Linked DNA regions of Homo sapiens: region 1 is linked to region 2. The links are chromatin loops, found by intact Hi-C in ENCODE. Cell type or tissue: MCF 10A. All regions are shown on one strand. Links, peaks and the distances in the headings refer to the core of each region. The heading gives the core; the rest is flanking DNA. Region 1 holds the start of FAM53B (family with sequence similarity 53 member B). Region 2 has its middle 99 kb from the start of CHST15.

Region 1 (5,363 bases), core at 200-5,199, 750 kb before region 2:
CTTTATTTTCCCAAAGTGTGACAACACTTTAAGGTCCCCCCTCCCCGACCCCACCCGCCCGCTGTCCTGCACGCCACTGAAGTGATCGTTTCTTTTGAACCTCGGCATCTAACAACCCGGAAGCTGGACGCCTGAAGCCTATGCGGCCCAGCGTTTTCATCCCGGCTCGTGCTGGGGGCGGGGAGAGAAGCCCGTAGGGCCTCTGGCGCGGGGCCCGGGCAGCCGCGGTGGCGCGGCCCAGGCCCGGGGCCACTTCCCGCGTCCCGGGGCCTCGCAGGCGCGAGCGCGGCGAGCGGCGCGCGGCTGAGCCCGCAGGACGCCCTCTAGCCCCGCCGGCGGCGCGCCGCGAGTCCCTCACTCCCCGCCCATCGGCGGCTGCGCGCACTGCACACTCGCCTGCCGCCGCCGCCGCACGCCGCCTGCCTCCTGCACGCCGCCGCCGCGCCTAGCGCCCGGGCCCGCGACACCGCCCGCTAAGCGCCGGGCCGAGTTCACGCAGCCGCGGTCTGGCGGCTCCGCGGCGGCGGCGGGTGCGGGCGGCCTGGCCGGTGCCGGTTAAAGGGACGAGTTGCAAACACTTCAGGAAGTGACAAGTCGATTTCCTCCTCCCCGGGAGTCGCTCGTACAAAGCGCTCGGCGCCGGCAGGCGAGCGTGCGCGCGGCGGACGCGCGGCGGGCACCCCGGACGACTTGGCGAGCGCTGGCGGTGACGGCGCGGGGTCCGCGCCCGGAGCGCCCCGCCGCGCACAGTAAGCGACCCGGGGCCGGGCGGCGGCGGCGGTGGCCGGGGGGCTGGCCCCGAGCGAGGTCCGGGCCGTGTGCGTCCCGGCCGCTGGCTGGAGGGAGCCCGGCTCGCGTGCGCAATGGGCTTGCCTTTTTTTTTTCTTTTTTCCTAATGTTGCTGGTTTCCTTTTTTTCTGCCTTGTTTCGCCTTTGGGTTGGGTCGGGCGGTTTCTCCGGGCGCTCGGTCTCGCCCCTGATGCAGGCGTGAGACTTGTCAGAGCACAGGCATGGGGAAGAACAAGCCTGGCTGCGGCGGAAAAGTCTGCGCTCCCCAGGCCAGGGCGGGCGGGCGCGGGGACTGCTGCGCCCGGGGGTGTCCTCTCCGCGTCTCAACTTGAGCCCTGACTAGCCGCTGCGGAGGAGGCGCGGAGTCTCGGGAGCCGGGCGGCCCCATTCGCCCCGAAGTTCCCGCATCGTTTGCAGACAACTCTTTTGTTCGCGGAAGTTTGCACCCGCCACCCCCGGGGTGCGGGAGCGAGGCGGCGGGCTCCGCTGCTGCTGGACTGTCCGGGGCGGTCAGGATGGGGGTGAGGGGGCATTCTGTCCCGGGCGGGGGAAGCCCGCGGGGAGGCCACCGCTGGGGCTTGCGGAGTGGGGGCGTCCGCGCCGGCGTGGCTTTTGCACATGGCGAGAAGGGCCGTCCGGCACAGGCACACTGGTCGAGTCACATTTTTGCTAGTCTTGGATTTTGCAAGCCCGTGGGAGTCAGGTTCCCCGCTCAGGGTTTCTCTTGGGGCAGAGACGAAAGAAACGAGGACACCCAGAATCCGGGGAGGGTTTGCGGTTTGTGTTGTCCCAAGTGTGTTCTCGCTCCCCCCGCCCCCCCACCTTGTCCCCCAGCCCCCAGCTCTCCACCCCCATTTTCGGACTTGGGGAACAATGCTTGTAGTACGGGCCGGGGCGCCGCAGCAGCGACGAACCGCGCGGACAGGTTTGCCCGGGTCCCTCGCGTTCGGACGCCCCCTGAAGCCGAGCTCCTTCCATCTGACCGCCCGGGCTCATTAACACGTACTGTACTTAGGACGATGGTGAACAAAGAAAAGCTCTTTGCAGCGTTTGATGAATGGGATTCTGCCTCCTATAGGCCACACTCCGAGTCTTCCATACGGTACAATCTCCGGACTCGGTGGTGTTAGGAAAGTGGCCCCCGGAATGGCTTGCATTCCGGGTCTGGGATCCTGGGGTGGGCATTTGTGCCGTCGCCTTCGCCGCCGCGCTCGCCTTGCAGGAGCGGGTGCAGATGGAGCCAGGCTGACGGTTGTTCAACAGGAACAAATGTTTGTTCAATTGTTGGATGGTGGAGAAAAGGGACTGTTTCCTATTGACTGCTGCAGGAGTTGGAATGGCATTGTTTATTGGCCTGGGAAGCCAGGCAAGCGTCTTGTGCTGCTTACAACATATTAGCAGACTTCCAAATGACATGCTAGCATATGTGTTCCCAGCAGTCCCCACCGGCTGGCAGGGAGATTCCTCCTTGCTCCAGATCCTGGACTCGTTTAAAAGATGCCACCTGGTTTGAGGACTTGGGAAGGAATGGAGTCAGCCGACCAGGTGAAACTCACTGTTCCTTATTAGGCCAGGTTTTTGTTTCATTTTAATTTATCTATTTAAGAGTAACTTGTGTCAGTTACAGTTTTGATATTGAATTGCAGGTCTACAGGGTCCCCTCCCCCGCCTCTAGCTGTGGACTACAGAAACAGCTACTTGTCCCAGTTGATAGTCCCATTCAGTGGGAGAAGGTTTGGCTCAGGATTGGTAGCCCTTGACTCTGTGTCTGCACTTGGCTGTCACCCATCATGCGACCTGGGAGTCTGCCGATCCAGCTTCCAGGCGCTTTTTCAGGTTAAAAAGCTAAGGAGAGGCGTGGGGAAGGCCTGTATTTTTTTCTTCCAAACGTTCCTTCAGAGAACGAGGCGATTTAAATTCAAATAATGTTGCCCAACGACTTCCTATTTTCTTCTGAGAAGGTGAGATTCATGTGCAGTCATTTTGATATCAAAGACAAGTTTTTAAATAGAAACTAGCAACCTCACTGCTGCAGAAGTGGACTTGAATGTTCCAGTCTTCTCAGGACAAAGTAGAGAGCATTCCACTGTCTTGGTTCATAATGTTTTAAATCAGTTTCCCTCTTCTCTTTTCAACGTGGGGTATGTTGCACATAGCATTTTGAAAGTACGCAAAGTTCTTTTGGAAAGAGCTTTATGATACCTTATTGTCACCGTGGTGGTTACGCTTAATTGACATTTTATGGGAAGTCCTGGTATTATTTCCTGGGCTCTTTCTGTTTCCATCTTTTAGTCTTTCTCTTTCCCCTTATATATTCTCTCACTGCCCCGCTAGCCTCTCCATCCTCTCTACAGAAGCCTAGTGGGCTTGGGTTCCTTTAAGCGGGTCCAGTGAGCAGGCGCCTGACCCTTGATTGAAGCTCAGGAAGGGCCAGCCTGCTCTCCTCCCCTTTTGGAGGCCAGAGAGGAGAGAGCTGTGTTTAAATATTAGGAGCTGGCAGCAGGGGACGCTGCGGAGCTCTTTTAAAAAGCACACTCTTCTCACCCACCGCTCGATGCCTTGGGCCCTGAAGACTGAGTTCTGGGCCCACCTTCAGATTGTTCAGTTGATGTTTTATTTGGGCAGCGTGACTTTCTGCAGTTAAATTGCGCATTGTATGGAAAACTCTTCTGTTCTTGTCCTTAAATAAAAAGACTGAAATAAGCAAATACTCAGATCGGCACAACCCCCATCATTACCACCACCACGCACACCTCTCTGATGTGTAATAAAAGAAACCTGCAGGCATAATTTGTTATGTAATATGCTGATAATACAAGTTTCGGTTTTCGATGGAAACCAGATGTGGAGGGACTCTCTTTAATTGATCCAGCAAGGGGAAGACTAATAGATGAACTAGTCCTTGCAAACCCCAGTGGTGTTTTGATTTAACTTTAGGGGAGAATCCCGAGCTCAGGGCTTTGGAGAGGTTTTTACCCTCAGCTTCTGCTTTGCTGCAGCTGTCCTTTTTGTCAGACTCTTCCTCTTTTGAAAGAACCGGTTCGTTGCCAACACAAAGCACATGGCCGGAGCTGGCGGGGCTCAGCGAAGCTTAGCTCTGCTGGACTCTCCTCCTCCTTGCCTCGTCCGGCTGCTACCCTCCCCTCCACGCCACAAAACAGGGTCTGGCCAGGGGACTTGGGTGCTGGGAGGAGTGTTGATTGTTCTCCCTCAACTCCTTTCTGAAATGTCAGTCTGATCATCCAGGGAGAGTTTCTGTTTAAACTTGTCCAACGGATACACTTTCCAAAAATCATTGACTCTCTTTCTCTGATTAATTTGTTTGTTTCCTGCCTAAGTTTGAGGGTTTTTTCTGGATGGCTGAGTCACCTTTATTATGGCTCAAGGTTGGGGACGGCACTGTAATAGCTGACCCCATTAACAGCAGTTTCATTGCCTGCCTGGATGTGAACTTTGGAAACAAACCCAGAGGCTTAGATATGCTGATGTACCCTGAGACTTGCTTAGAAAATTTTTGTTGTAGCGCAGTTTACATTAACATGATTAATGACTGCGCCACTGAAAAGTCCATATTCAAAAGCAATTTACCGTTCCCTAGGGTTCTTCTTACAGTGAAGTATTTTTCTTTGCCAAACAACTTTGTTTTAAGGTAACTTCTTTGATGCTTAATCCAAACCTCCTGTGCACAGCGTTTTGGGGCAAGATTTGGGCTTCGTGTATTGCGGGTTGTGGTTTTGGTGGTGCCTGTCTTAACCTCACCGAACTTAGGTCAGGGAGAACTCGGATTCTTATCTAAGAAAGTTCTCTGAGATCCTGAGCAACAGAGTGCTGTGCTGGCTAGGATGGGAGGAAATCTTCCAGAGGAAACTTGGCTTCTGGGTGTCTTGGAGTGATGCGAGGAGGCTGGAGCTGAAGATTTTATTTTCTTTCCCCTCACAGTGATTGGAGATACTTGAGCTTTTCTGAAAAATAGAGACGTCCTTGGGTTTTTCTTGTCGTTTTTTTTGTTTGTTTGTTTTTTTGTTAAATGTGGGTTGATTGAGAGGGGGAAATGCTGATGGGTGGATCTGAAAGCAGCCTTAGGAACCCGAGAAAATAAAAACACGTTTGAAGGACTCTGGAAGATTTTGCATTTCAAAGGGTCTACCTTGTAGAATTTCACATCACGTCAGGGGTTACAGAGGAGTGTGACAGGCACCCCCGCTTTAATGGTTCTCCGTCTCTCCTGCTGTGGGGGCTGCACGGGGAAGCTGGCTTTTGCATGGGGGATGGGGGACAGCTTGGCCAGACCACGCTGGACTATCATGGAGACCACATTGCCTCTTGGGCATCTGTAAGTCTCGGGAAGGACTTTTTTCACGGTGCCAGTCTCAGGAGGGTGAAAGCAAATCATGTTCGTAAACAGCCCATTTGACCTCAGAACGCAGTGGCAGGCTAACTCCTGACTTCTCCACTCACTCTTTTTGTTCTCTTGTTAAACAAAGAAACAGATTCTTCCCCTGCGCTAGTATAATATGATTCCCAAGGATTTAGCTGAAATGGGTGCAGATTGTTCAAAGAATAATGGCAGCACC
Region 2 (5,363 bases), core at 106-5,105:
CACACACCTGTGGTCCCAGCTACTTGGGAGGCCGAGGTGGGAGGATCACTTAAGCACCAAAATTTGAAGCAGCAGTGAGCTGTGATCATGCCACTGCACTCCAGCCTGGGGGACAGAGCAAGACCCCACCTCTGAAAACAAACAAACAAACCCAACTAGTTTGAAAACTTGCTAGCTTATATGATATTTAATTAACCTGTGCCTTCATAATATCAAGAACAGCTGGCATGAAAAAGGCTCGGGGGCAAACACAATTGACTTGTGGTAAATACAAGATCAGCTGGAGGGTGTTTTGCCAAACGGCTGAAAGCCAGGAGAGCTGAGCACGCCCAGGATGTCTAGGGGACATGGACACACCTGTCACCTGCAATGGCCAGATGAGAGGCCATCCATGGTAAAGGGGATGAAAACGGTCATAACAGGGCCAGCTATGATTGAACACAGGGTGAGTGCCACGCCCTGTGCTGGGGCGTCTCCTCGTGTCTCATTAGATCCTCACTGCAACCCCAGGAGGAGGTTTTATCTTTATTCTGGTTCCGCCATTATAAAGGTGGGAGAATTGGGGCTCAGTCCCCTCAGCTAGTAAGGAGAAGAGCTGGTCCTTGATCTCAGGTCTGCTGGTCCCCAGAGCTCGAGTCCCAGCTTCAGCTTCTCAACTCTGAGTCTCTGAAAAGGGTTTCCAAGGAGGCGGTGGAACCGTGTGGACTCAATGACTTCAGACATGGTCTGGGGCTGGGAGGCCAGACCGAGCTGCTGCAGGTAGGGAGGGCTGAGGTCAGGGTTGGGTGCCATCTTCAGGTTGTGGAAGCAACAGCAATGCCAGGACAGCAGGGCCTCCTCCTCCCCTGCGACCCACTGTGTGCCCAGACTCCCAGGGACAGAAACTCCGTCCTGGGCTCCACCGCTGCCTTCACTGCATCCCCTCCCTGTCCCACATCCCCCTGCAGGCCAGAGCCGAGCTGAGTGTGCTGCTGGCCATGGGGCTCTTCGCAGGCGCTGTTGAGCAGATGGGACCGGCTGTGCCCTGGGCCCTTCCACCTCACAGGCTGACGCTTGCTCAGAGCCCAGGAACCTCGAGCCGCCCCAGACGCGGCCAATTCTGAGGTCAATACGGGGCCCCGGTGGCCAGGGGCTCCAGCAGCTGAAGGTTCGAGTCACGGTGGAGGAATGGGGCGTGGCTGCTCTCTTCCCCAGGGTTGGGCTCCCGGCCGCGGAGGGGCAGCTGGCTCGTGCCCCAGTGGCGGGGGAGACTATTTGCTTACTCCCACCTCCACATGAGATAATCAGGAGGTCTCCTGCCATACTCTGCGCTTTCAGCATAATGGAATTCAGGAAAATTCCTGGGCCGAGCCACCCCGCAATTCTAAAGGCAGAGACCTGGGCAGCCTGCAAGGACCTCGGGATATGGGTACACTTCCTATCCCCGCTATCTTCCTACTTCTCCTAAGAAACCACTTGCCTCCCGGGACCCCAGGCCTCTGCCTCCTGCCTTTGCCCACGAGGTGACTCCACCAGGAGTGCCCACCCCCACATTGTTCAACTGAGTCCGCCTCTTACCCCACCCCAAGGCCAAGTTCAAGTGCTGCTGCTTCCTCCATGATGGCTGCCCGGATTCCTCCATCCCTATCCCCAGATATGCAGCAGTGGAGCGATGTTCCTGATGCGGAGGCAGTGGATGTCTGGAGAGAGAACCGAACTGGGGGGCCAGAGAAAGAGCTGGACGATCTTAAGCAAGCAATTTAACCTCTCTGAGCCTCAGTTTCCCCAGCCTCTGAACGGGGTGAGAATACGGAGGATTTCAAGGGGCCCTTATAGATCTGCCTCTTTATTGCCTTTTGAAAACTCGCCACTTTCCCCAAGCTGATTGAATTCCTGAGGCGTTTTGCAGAGGAGCTGCGGGAAGGGTGTGGAAGGGGGCGGGTCCGGGAGTGGCAGCCCCGTCCCCACGCCCCTGGGGTTCTGCGGACCAGCTCACTGGAGACCAGGAGGCGCTAAAAGGCAGCCCTGCGCTGCCCCCTGGTGGCCGATGTGGACACTGCAGCCAGGAAGCCTTTCCCTCCCGGCCTTCCGGAGACAGGCTGCCGGCTGGACACTCCCCTGGCTTCGCGGCTCACCTCTCACCTGGCTAGGGAACTCCTGACACCAAGGGGGACCCCGGGATGAGGGCGTTGGAGGGTGAAAGACTGGGTCTCAGCTCAGCCAATCAAGAGCGTAGTTCTGAAGAAGCCCAGTTGCGGGAAAGGAGTGAATGTGGCGGCCCCCAGAGGTGCGCCCAGCTGCTCCTCCGTCTGTGGGCTTTTCCCACGGCCTTCTCAGGAGCGCCGCCCAGCAGCTCCGCTGGAAGTGGTAGGTGCGCAGACACCTCCTCCCCACCCTTCTGCCCTCCTAGTCCTTCCACCCTGGGACAGTTGCCCCTTCCCAACCCTCTCTTCTGAACCCTTACAAAACCTTGTCCTGAGCCAGCTGTACTTTGTTCTCAAGCCCCCTCCTAGGACTGTGGACGGTTGAGGAGGGCCTCGGAAGGAGCCACCACTATCCCCAGGGAGGCCTTGGAAGTGGGCGTGATAGTGATGGGGAGTTCCTGGAGCAGGATCAGGGGCCTGTCTGCAAACACACCAGGGTCCTATCCTTTTTCACCATTGCCTGCCTCTGCCTTCTCCACTTCTCCCCAGCATTCTGTCTTCCCTGGCCTCTCCCGTCTCCTCTCTGCCTCTCTTCTCTCCTTAAGCCTTGCGTCTGTGTCCTCGTAGTCCTATGCAGGCAGGCTCTGCTTATCCCTGTTCCCTGAACCATTCTATTCCTAGATGGAACAGGATGGAACAGGTCCAGGGGCCGCTGGGCTCCGACACCCCTGGCCCTATTCCCAGGGCCTCCCTGTGTTATCTGAGCACCTTCCCAGCCTTAGTTCAACACGCTGAGGTCTGGGATTTCCATCTTGGACCCAGGTGCTCATCCTGCTTGGCCCTGACCTTCCCCTCCCCTGTCCACTTTGCCTTTGAGTCCTTTCTGCCCTCTCGTCTCCTTTACTTGCTTTCTCTCTCCTCCTCTCCATTTGCTCTCGCCCCTCCGGCAGTGAAGGAGATTTACTGGGCTGGGCTAGGGCTGGGGTTGGGGTTCCAAGGGACAGAGGGTCTGGATAATAAGCCGCTACTGTGCAGGCTTAGGAGTGTCCGCAGCCTCAATGAAAAGCCGAGATAACGCAGATAAATCCACATGCCCTGCTCTGCCTAAAAGACACACTTAGAAGATCCAATCTGTGACGCTTGGCTGCACTTTTTTTTTTTTTAAATTTTACTTTAAGTTCTGGGATACATGTGCAGAACATGAAGGTTTGTCACATAGGTATACATGTGCCATGGTGGTTTGCTGCACCTATCAAACTGGTATCTAGGTTTTCAGCTCTGCATGCATTAGGTATTTGTACTAATGCTGTCCCTCCCCTAGACCCCACCCTCCAACAGGTCCCGGTGTGTGATGTTCCCCTCCCTGTGTCCATGTGTTCTCATTGTTCAACTCCCACTTATGAGTGAGAACATGCTGTGTTTGGTTTTCTGTTCCTGTGTTAGTTTGCTGAGAATGGTGGCTTCCAGCTTCATCCATGTCCCTGCAAAGGACATGAACTCATCCTTTTTTACGGCCGCATAGAATTCTGTGGTGTATATGTGCCACATTTTCTTTATCCAGTCTATCATTGATGGGCATTTGGGTTGGTTCCAAGTCTTTGCTATTGTGAATAGTGCTGCAGTAAACATATGTGTGCATACGTCTTTATAGTAGAATGATTTATAATCCTTTGGGTATATACCCAGTAATAGGATTGCTGGGTCAAATGGTATTTCTGGTTCTAGATCCTTGAGGAATCACCACACTATCTTCCACAATGGTTGAACTAATTTACACTATCACCAACAGTGTAAAAGCGTTCCTATTTCTCCACAGCCTCGCCAGCATCTGTTATTTCCTTACTTTTTAATGATCGCCATTCTAACTGGCATGAGATGGTATCTCATTGTGGTTTTGATTTGCATTTCTCTAATGATCAGTGATAATGAGCTTTTTTTCATATGTTTGTTGGCTGCATAAATGTCTTCATTCTTTTTTATTATTTATTATTTTTAATTTTTTTAAAAAATAATTTCCTTGGCTGGGCTTGGTATCACTGTCCCCACCTTCCATGGTAGGCTGCTGGGGTGGCCTGGGGCGTAAAGGCCTTAGGTACCTGGGCCGGAATCTGGGCGGGGGGACCCACTCATCTCCCTGCTGTTGGTGCCCCTCCAATGGGGCTGTCTGTTTGGTTCTACCCCATCAGTGCCCTCTATAGGCTGCTGCTGGTTGGGGGGCCGGGGGCCTCGCACAAACCGCCGTAGGTAGAAGGGTGGGGGGCGCCATCGTCTGGGCCGCTGCCCAGAGTCTTCGGCCCGCTCCCCTTCGCCGCCAGGTTCTGTCCCCCGAGAGGGGATCTCTGCCACCATGGGTGGTGGGGCAACTGAGGGAGGCCGGGGATGAATCAGCGGAACCTACGTCGGTTGGGGGCATAACGGTGCCCTTCATGGGCACCCCCGCCGCCCTGGGCCCAGTTACATTAGTGGCTTCTGCGCCCTTCTCTCCTTCCACGACATCAAATTCCACAGTCTCCCCATCTCTAACGCTGCGCAGAAACTTCCTGGGGTTGTTTCTTTTAACAGCTGTCCAGTGAACGAAGACATCTTCCTTGGCGTCATTCCTGTTGGTGAATCCGTAACCACTCCGGACGTTGAACCGTTTGGCAGTGCCCAGGCAGGACTCGGGTTGCCAGCACCGGCTTGTCCGCCTGACTCCGGGCGGGGGTTCCCGAGGCCGCCGTCGCCGGGTTGCCAGGGGTGCGGGGGCCCGGCGCCGAGGGGGTCCCAGCAGCGGGGTCCAAGGCGGCTGCGTCCCCGCCGCAGCCGCCCGCCCCGCCGCCTGCTTTCTGCGGCTCCCCTGCGGGCACCGGTACCACCACCGCTACCACCCCTGCCACCGTCGCGGGCACCGTCGCCGCGGGGACCGCTGTCGCCACCGCTGCCGCCTCCACCTCGCTCATCCCGCCGGGTCCAGTACCGGCCCCCGCCGCCACCGCCTCCTCCGCCGCCGCCGCCACCGCCCCGGCCCCTCCCCCCGGCTGGCGAACCCGCTGCGCTGCGCGATCCTCGCGCCCCGAGCCTCGCCCGGACGCCCAATGTCTTCATTCTTAATTGCTGCACTTCTTTTTTTTTTTTTTTTTTTTTTTTTTTTGAGATGGAGTCTCGCTCTGTCGCCCAGGCTGGAGTGAAATGGCTGATCTCGGCACACTGCAACCTCCACCTCTCGGAGTCAAGTGATTCTCCTGCCTCAGCCTCCCAAGT

The links. Hi-C counts contacts between places; a loop is a spot of excess contacts. Peaks named below come from ENCODE experiments on the same cell type or tissue, not always from the same donor. Only the 100,000 strongest peaks of a DNase experiment are listed, where the experiment ranks them.
Region 1: a loop joins it to region 2, with 14 times the contacts of the local background. A loop is called at or near these places in 12 of 110 quality-filtered maps.

Annotation. Positions count from the first base shown.
Region 1 is chr10:124,739,399-124,744,761 of GRCh38, reverse strand. FAM53B (family with sequence similarity 53 member B) reads left to right here and starts at 384. Exons shown (of 5, transcript NM_014661.4): 1 at 384-749. RefSeq lists silencers at 146-285, 416-465, 486-595, 646-805, 1,126-1,335 and 1 more and an enhancer at 3,383-3,502. In MCF 10A, for the core only: CTCF peaks have their summits at 1,826 and 3,305 (motif pointing right); DNase peaks (open chromatin) are centred at 371, 3,301 and 3,931.
Region 2 is chr10:123,991,447-123,996,809 of GRCh38, reverse strand. It overlaps the pseudogene YBX2P1. Among named protein-coding and RNA genes, the nearest start is that of CHST15, 99 kb to the left of the region's middle. RefSeq lists enhancers at 1,080-1,642, 1,643-2,205. In MCF 10A, for the core only: CTCF peaks have their summits at 768 (motif pointing left) and 2,018 (motif pointing left); DNase peaks (open chromatin) are centred at 769, 1,199 and 1,959.